Linked DNA regions of Homo sapiens: region 1 is linked to region 2. A link is an interaction called in ENCODE POLR2A ChIA-PET data of the cell type or tissue named here. Cell type or tissue: CD4-positive, alpha-beta T cell. All regions are shown on one strand. Links, peaks and the distances in the headings refer to the core of each region. The heading gives the core; the rest is flanking DNA.

What was found. ChIA-PET counts read pairs that join two places held together with the same protein. Peaks named below come from ENCODE experiments on the same cell type or tissue, not always from the same donor. Only the 100,000 strongest peaks of a DNase experiment are listed, where the experiment ranks them.
Region 1: POLR2A ChIA-PET joins it to region 2 with 8 read pairs; 6 of 35 experiments call an interaction of 5 or more read pairs at or near these places.

What each region holds. Positions count from the first base shown.
Region 1 is chr21:44,740,583-44,744,810 of GRCh38, reverse strand. No RefSeq gene overlaps it. Among named protein-coding and RNA genes, the nearest start is that of TSPEAR, 31 kb to the right of the region's middle. In CD4-positive, alpha-beta T cell, for the core only: CTCF peaks have their summits at 1,974 and 2,179 (motif pointing right); a DNase peak (open chromatin) is centred at 2,200.
Region 2 is chr21:44,655,366-44,659,882 of GRCh38, reverse strand. All of the region lies in intron 1 of TSPEAR (thrombospondin type laminin G domain and EAR repeats), which reads left to right. It overlaps KRTAP12-3 (keratin associated protein 12-3), which reads right to left and starts at 1,951. Exons shown (of 1, transcript NM_198697.2): 1 at 1,542-1,951. The coding sequence starts at 1,903. The coding sequence ends at 1,613. RefSeq lists enhancers at 1,318-2,289, 3,759-4,259, 4,260-4,517. In CD4-positive, alpha-beta T cell, for the core only: no CTCF peak of the experiment used is centred there; DNase peaks (open chromatin) are centred at 852 and 2,152; H3K4me3 peaks cover 555 bases; H3K27ac peaks cover 2,853 bases.

The DNA of each region.
Region 1 (4,228 bases), core at 1-4,000, 85 kb before region 2:
GGTTGAAATTGAGTTTGGGACAAAAATGTGTCTCGAGGAGGTTGCATGGACTCCTTATCATAGGCTGAATGGTAAGGTGAAGCTGCGGAATTGAGTCCTCCTCCAACAAGGGAGAGAAAAGGATGTCCTGTGACATGCCCTGATAACTGGTGGATATAGTTATGCTTGCTAAGGTCTGGGTGCATGGGGCTTGGCTTTGGTTAGCTCCCTTGGTCTTACTTTCACAAAAAGGAAACCTCCAGGTGATGGGCACTATATTTATTCCCATCACCTGGCAGGATTTGCAGGATCATTGCTCAGAATTAAATATGGATCCAGATTTTTACATTACCCATCCCCTTTTGTTCCTTCTGAGCTGCAGTTGGAGATGGCTGGTTGGTTCACAGGAATAAGCAGGGTTAGTCTAAAATGTAGGCAAAACGCAAAAACAACGAATGAGTCTAGAGTTTAATGACAAACGTATGATAAGTTTTGAAACATAATGTCTCTCTCCAGTCCTCATTTTTAAAAACAAATCATGATAGGACTGAGTTGTTTGCAAAACAGACTTTAGTCTTATACTTGGCCTGATTATTTGCATAAAGAGCAGCAAGCATAATTATTTTAACGTGGGCCTTTTAGATTTACATGGGCTTTGATGGAACTCTGTTTCACAAGGAATGTCAGATAGGCCTTTCTAAAGCTGAGATTGTACCCTCAAATACTTGTAAGCTGGGTAAACAACTCTCTTCTTGAGGTCCCAATAGCATGGAGTTCCTGGACCTGTTAGAAAGTGACATGCTTTACTCACCACAGGTTAGGAACCCTGTATGGGGACTGTGTAGACCAGTTATGAGGCCAGTTTTCCCAAGGGTCTTTTGTTGGCTCTGCAAATCGAGCTTGACTCCTTAAAGGTGAGCATACCCTTCTAGTCAAAGCCTTGGTAAAACAACCAGTTTCTCCAATTGTGTCTTGTTGCAAAAGAAAATGGATTCTTATTGCACTGATGCAAACAACTATATTGTCATAAGTTAAGAATACTTACAACTAGTTTCCAAATCCCGGAGAAGCCAGGCAGAGAGAGAGACAAATATGTTCCAAATTGTGTTCACAGTAGTATACCTTACTTAGTTATTAAAGGCCATAAATAGCTCAAAATGTTTCCTTGACTCTAAAAACAAAAGGATCAGCAATTTTCCAAGCAAAAGTAAAAAATATTACTTCAGTTTTCTATTAGTTCAGTCCTTTCAGTTAACTCTTGTTTTACTTGCTATTTGTGAACATTTCAGCTCTTCATGAGTCTGGTACATTTTTCCTTTATTCTAATGTCACAATCTCCAAAATTATTAGAAACCTGCATTTGAGAGCACCTGGTGAAGTTCTGTAGCTGATTATAAACCATCCTTTGAAGAGGATCAAAACAAGACAACAATTGTCTATGAATAACAAAATGTCCAGGGTAGTTACAGTCAGAAACACAACTGACAAATACATTTGGTTATCTCCATAGTTTACAATAACTTAACAACCTTAATTGTGATCGATAGCATATACTCAGACATTAGAATTTTAGAAATCCCATACAACTTTGGAACATATATTAATATTATTCCCTAAAATATAACCTGAGGAATATTAAAGATCATTTTGGTAATCCCATGTACCTAACTGTGTCAGGTAATCCTGTTTACCTCTCTTCTGGGTGCTCCAGGGGCCCTCTGTGGCATCCAAAAGCCAGGGATCAGGAAAGACAATTTTTGAAACAGGAATTTGATTTTGGGAAGCCTGTCAAATATGTTAGAAGTTTAAAGAGTTGATGTTATGAAATAGAATTCCAGATTTCCATAAGTTATTTATTTCACCAAAATGATGACTCAGACATTTTTTTAAGAAGCAAAAACTTTTTATAACCCTTTACAAATTTTGCTAGATAGCAGATTAGTGTCTTAAGAGAACCCTTTTGGGCTTTTATTTCAATGCTCAATTTATGGAAAAGCCATAAACTAAAGTCACGTGAGCTAAAAGGTACCACAGCTTTTATCTTACCTTTAAAAAATATTTGATCCAAGTGCTTATCCTTCCTTAAGTCAATTAATTAGAGCTCTTTTTTAATAGACATCACACACACAACACATATATAACTACACAGGCAGAAGAAGATTCAGTAGCTATAATATTTTTCATAATTGGATTGTTGGCCTCTGGGTGGAGCCCTTTAAGAGCAAGACTAGGAAAACATGCAGTTTCCAGGCTCTCATAAGCAAATATAGCTGGGAGACAAAAACAGATTTTGAGAGGGATCCATCTGCCTCTAATTCCTGGGGCTCCATGAGGAAATCAGAGGTCTCTCATCTTTCATGTGTGCATTAAGAGTGGCAAGGCAAAATGGAGAAAAATAATTCAGTTGACTGAGAAAAAACCTCTTTCCAGCAAAACAAGATCCAAGAAGAGAAAAACAAAGGCCTTTTAAATATACCTGTAACTTGGATATCCACTTTTAATTAAGCTGAGTGCTCTTTAATAAAATCCTTTTAAATCTCATTACCCAGCTTTAGCCATGCCAAGCGGCCAATATTTCTGGCTTTCAAACTTTTCTGAAGGTTCAGAGAAAGGAAAATCCAAGGCAGTTTGTGGAGGGGAAGGGAATCAACAAATGGCAAAGGTCATGTAGATATCAAACCAGAAAGAACTCATTCCCTAAGCCAGGATTGGACCTGGGCCGCCATTGTAAAATGGTGAAGGCTAAACCAAAGCACTGCCATGTCGCTACAGGTCATGCTCCCAAGGACATAAAACAAGATGGAGGCCTGCAGCAAAGTTTGCTACTGACCATACAGAAAGACATGCAGAGCACACCAGATTGGCTGTAGCTTAAGACCAACTCACAAATCTTTCCTTCCTTCCTTCCTTCCTTCCTTCCTTCCTTCCTTCCTTCCTTCCTTCCTTTCTTTCTTTCTGTCTCTCCTCTCTCTCATCTTTCTCTCTCTTCTCTCTTTCCTTCTTTCTTTCCTTCCTTCTTTCCTTCCCTCCCTCCCTCCCTCCTCCTTCCTTCCTTCCTTCCTTCCTTCCTTTCTTTCTGTCTCTCCTCTCTCTCATCTTTCTCTCTCTTCTCTCTTTCCTTCTTTCTTTCCTTCCTTCTTTCCTTCCCTCCCTCCCTCCCCCTTCCTTCCTTCCTTCCTTCCTTCCTTCCTTCCTTCCCTCCTTCCTTCCTTCCTTCCTTCCTTCCTTCCTAGTTTTTTACTCTTGTTGCCCAGGCTGGAGTGCAGTGGCGCAATCTTAGCTCACTGCAACCTCTGCCTTCTGGGTTCAAGTGATTTTCCTACCTCAGCCTCCTGAGTAGCTGGGATTACAGGTGCGCACCACCATGCCCAGCTAATTTTTTGTATTTTTAGTAGAGACAGGATTTCATCATGTTGGCCAGGCTGGTCTTGAACTCCTGACCTTAGGTGATCCACCCACCTCGACCTCCCAAAGTGCAGGGATTACAGATGTGAGCCACTGCAGCTGGCCTACAAATCCTTTTTCATAATTAAAACTTTACAGAGAAAAACAGTGATAGCTAGGGTTCTGGCCTACTAAAGTGCTTTCTAAAAGGGGGAAAAAAACCCTCTCACTTAAAAGTTAACTCCTGACCTGGTGGAGAAAAGAAAAAAAGCTTAAAGTGCAGGGTTGGAAAGATGCCTTGGGAAAGAACCTCTTATTCTTATACAAATAGTTTCCTCCAACAGGGAGAGAAACTTACTGCTGTTTCTTCCCTAGGGCTTGAATGGAGCTGGACTCCTCAGTCATGGAATGAGGAGACACCATGGACATATGGTGGGGAATGCTGGCCAGCCTGCCACATGCAGCCTTTGAGCTATGCACCCCAGCCCCAGCTGGGAGGGGAGGCCAGGCGGGCGGGGAGTTGCCGCTTGCCCATCTGTCCCAAACAATGAAGGAAAATGCCATAGAAAGTCTGGGTCGGACCGAGGCCGACATTCTTGACCCCTGGGAGTGGCAAGGGTGGGGGCCTGTTTCCTTTACCTTCAGAAGAAGTCTGAGGACAAATAGGCTCAAAAACAAAAGGGAAAAAGATGTTTTGGTCCGCATTTACTCACCTTTGCTCGTGTCCCTGTATGGGCCACCAAAATGATGCAGGATTTTTACTCCTTAGCTCAGCTAAAACCTGGGTTCTTGTCCCATTACCAGGAAAAAATTAGGCACGTGGACATGTTGAAAGGTGAGATTTATTAAAAGAAAGCTCTTGGCA
Region 2 (4,517 bases), core at 194-4,193:
ACTCTTGATCTTTTAATCTATTCATTATAGTTATTGTAAAGTTTATACCTGATAGCTCTAACACCTGTGTGATTTTACTTTCTACTTTCTGTTTTTAGAGATAGTGTCTTGCTCTTTTACCCAGGCTGGAGTGCAGTGGTGCAATCTCAGCTCACTGCAGCCTCGAACCACCAGGCTCAAACGACTCTCCAGCCTCAGCCTCCCAATGTGCTGGGGTTACAGGGGTGAACTGTGCCCAGCCCCTGGGTCACTTTTGAATCCAGTTTTATTGATTTCTTTGTCTCCCAACAATGGCTTGGTTTTTCCTTGCTTTTTTGCATATCTTATAATTTTTTATTGAATATCAGACATCATCAGTTCCTTCTGGAAATGCGTGCGTCTCTTTTCCTGTCAGGCCATTAGTGTGTGGGGGGAGGTGGATGAGTCAATCTGGTCAGACACTGACCGTGGTTTGGGTTTTGTTGTTACTGTGGTTACCTTCAGTGCACCAACCGCTTGTGCTTAGGGTGTATCAGTGCTTGTGCTTAGGGTGTATCAGTGCTTGTGCTTAGGGTGTATCAGTGCTTGTGCTTAGGGTGTATCATCAGTGCTTGTGCTTAGGATGAGGGGTGGGGAGGTCAGCGCTTTTGCTCCACCCTAAGTTTCACACGCCCCTGCATGCCTGACGTTCAGAGGAGATCTCTACACACTTCTGCCTTTCCCCAGAGGCAGGCTGACGTTGCTTATTGAGCTGTGCCTGCTAGGCTGGAGCTGGAGAAAGGAGGGCTCTCTGTTGTCCTGGTCCAGTGTCAGTCTTAGGCAGGCCCTTTGCATGTGGGACTTGGAGAATGAGACTTTCTTCGACTTCCTGCTACCCCTCCCGGGGTAGACGAACTCTGCTCTGTATTTGTGGTGGGTGTTGTTTGAAAGAGTTTCCTGCCCTCTTTGCCACAGTAATCCTTTGAGGTATTGCATGGGATCTGGGGCCCAGGACTATTTCTTGTCCATCCTTCTGGGTAGAGGATTGTTTTCTTCTACCCTCCCCCAACACGCTCCATCTGGAAGCTTCTTCTCTGGTGGTCTTTATACCCGGGTCCCAGGCATCTGGGTAACATAAAAACGCAAGAGTTGTCTTCCTCATGGTGGTTTCCACTGTGTTTCCCAACATCTTATTACCCCACAGTGCAAGGCTTGGGGAGGGAGTCGGGGGACAGAACCTTCAGGCCACTCCCCCAACCAAGGACCCTCCACTTCAGCTCAGCCATCAGGAAGGTGGCTCTCTGAAGAGGTGCTGCTGCCATTGAAGTTGGTATGTACCTTCAAGGAAAGAACTTACGAAATACATGAAGATAAAAGAGAGAGACGAGGTGTATAGGGACAGCCGATTTATTTGGCTCACATGGGTTTTAGTTTCCTGCTGGAGTGAGAGAAGGACTCTGGCAGCCAAGACTTCCTTGAGGGGGTTCCCAGGGTCATGGAAGGTCTGAATCATTTTTCCACGTTCTCACCCCAGAGTTCAGAGGTTTCCTTGGGCATGCTTTTCATCTGCCCTATGTGTGCAATCTGGGGGTCCACCAGATGCTTATTCACGGAGGGATACAGGTGTGTACCCCCGTGTACCAGGAGCAGCTGGTCAGCAGCAGGAAGGGGTGCTGCAGGAGATGGGTCTGCAGAGGGCAGTGGTGCAGGGGGGCTGGCAGCACCCCGAAGATTGGCAAGAGGGAGTCACATATATGATGGGCCTGCAGCTCACGGGCACGCACACGGAGGGCTGGCAGGAGGGAGCCACGCACACAATGCGCGTGCAGCTCACGGGCATGCACACGGAGGACTGGCAGCTCACGGGCACATAGCAGGATGCCTGGCAGGGGCTGTGTATGCAGCAGGTTGGCTGGCAGGCTGGGGAGCAGCTGGTGTGGCACATGGTGGCGTGTGGCTGGGCTGGTACTGGGGAGGAGGATGGTGATGTCTGGAAGCTGCTTCTCTGGTGGTCTTTATACCTGGGTCCTGTCATCTGGGTAACACAAAAACACAACTGTTGTCTTCCTTGTGGTTGTTTCCACTGTGTTTCCCAACATCTTATTTTCCCGCGTGTACTTTCCCGCGTCATGCTCCACCATAAATAGCTTCGGCCTTGAGGTTAGTTTCTTCTGTAAACAGGATGTTCTGGTTTGACGTTATGCAGGTTTTTTGTCAATTTTTTTCAGGCTACTACCGTGCACATAGCACCACTGGCTCGACTCAAAGTACCGAATCCCGTTGTTTCACTTTTGTTTCATGCTATCAAGGAAGATGTTGAGGCAATAATGTATTTTGAGCTTTAATTTTGTAGAGTAAAACTTTAAAGCATAGGTTGGCAAACTATCGTCTGTGAGCCACATTTGGCCCACTGCCTGTTTTTCAAATGAACTCTTATTGGATCACAGCATGTCATTAGTTTATGTGTTGTCTGTGGCTTCTTTTGCACTATAGTGGCACAACTGAATAGTTATGGAAGAGACTGTAACATGCAAAGGCTAAAATATTTGCTGTCTGCCCTTTACAGAAAGTTAGCCAACCCTGCCATAGAGTAATCTATACAAGAAGTTATTTGTTAATGCAACAAATATATATTGTGTACCAGCAGCAACGAGGTCTTGGCCTCAAGAGCATTCTAGCAGTGGGCAATGAATAAATGAGTAAAGGAAGAAATGAATGCATGAAATAATTCCATACAGGGCTGAGTGCTGGGGAAAATGGGTTCAGGAGATAGTAATGGGGGTGCTGGTGGGTGGTCTGGGGGGCGTCTGTGAGGAGACAATGTGGCCATGGAGAGAGTGAGGATGCTGCTTCAGAAACTGGTATGTCCAGGGGAGGCAGGAATCCTGTACTCTGGGTGTTGGGCCATGGGTGCAGGTGAACTGGTCAGATCATGAGGACCCAAGAACCAAGCATCAGAATCCCATGCTGGGGGGGTCTGGGATTTGGGGTTAGGAGTCAGATGGAAAAAGAATCAGTGAACCTGAAGACACACCAGTAGAAATTATCTTGTCTCAAGAAGAGGAGAAAGAATCTAGAAAAATGAAAAGACATATGAGACAGTACTGAACTGTCTAACATACTAGTAGTTTGAACCTTGGAAAGAGAAGAGAGCGATACTGAACCATAAATAAGTTTCAAAAAAATAATGGCCCAAGGCACCAAATATGATTTAAAAAATAACAACTTACAGACCCAAGAATCTCAGAACCTTTAGGAGGATCAACACAAAGAAAACCATATCCAAGCATCAAATAGTAAGAGTAATGAAAATCAAAAAATTATTGAAGACAGTGGAAAAAAAAGACACTTCTCATACAAGGTATAAGGTTCTTGCAAGGATGAGAAAATCCCTCACTTCTCAGCAAAAACAGTGGAGGCCAGAAGACAATGGAACAACTTCTTTAAAATGCTCAAAAAAAATTTGCCAACCCAGAATTCTATACCTATGAAAAAAATCCTTCAAAACATGTTGAGGTAAAAACCTGTTCAGAAGAGCAAAAGCTGGGAGAAATCCTCCCCTGCAGATGTGCACTGCAGGTGACGTGCACGGATGTCCTTTAGGTTGACTAGGACGAGGCCAGGTGGGCCCTGACCTGCAGGAAGGAGTAGGAGGAACAGGGGAAGGTAAAGGAGCAGATAAATATCAAAGACGCATCCTTGTTCTTCTGTAATCGACTCGTAAGACAACCAACTTTTAAAATGGATTACTTGGTGACTAGCTCACAATCACTGTGGCTGCCCCAATTCTCTTGGTTTTTAAGTGTGATTCTGAACTATAGCAGTGAAAGGAGTTGCCTGTGAACTTGTGGCCTCGCCCGGCTTGTCCCTAGGCCTTAAGGTGACTCCCACATGGCCACAGATCGGCTCTGGGTCCATAGACTTCTAAGTTCTGTCCACAGCTCTGAGACCCCACTTGGTCTTCAGCCTTGGAGGGGATTTCATTAATGTGGTGTCTGACTTGTCTGAAGGCTTCTTGGCAGGAATCACCCATATCCACCACCAGCAGGCACAGAAGGACCCACACAGGAGCAGAGGGTGCCCCTGGGAGCTGCCTGGGATGGACAGAGTAGCTCTGCCCTGAGAGATGGCTCATCCCCCACCGTGTGACACCACCGTAGAATAAAGCGCTGTGGCCAATCCATCAAGAGAACAGAGCTGGAGTGTGAGGAGGAGCGTGTCATCCACACTCCTGCCCGCTGCTTCCCAAGTTCAGGGGCATCCTGGAATTTCACACCAGCTCCTCACTTTCCCCCAAGCTGCCTCTGCAGGGGTGAGACTGATCAGACCCACAGCGAGGGAGAGGAACCAGATATGAATAGCTCATGCCCGACTCCGTGATGGGTCCTCCTGGGCTCCGTCTGCAGAGGAGGTGTCCTGTGGCCATTAGTGCTACTCGTGGGAAGTGGGCACTTCTGAGGTGTGGTGTCAGGAAGCCCACTGTGGTCACACGCCTGAGCCATGCTCTGCAGACGCCAACGTGGCTGATGTTTTCGTCCATCTTCTCTGTCCGAGCTGGT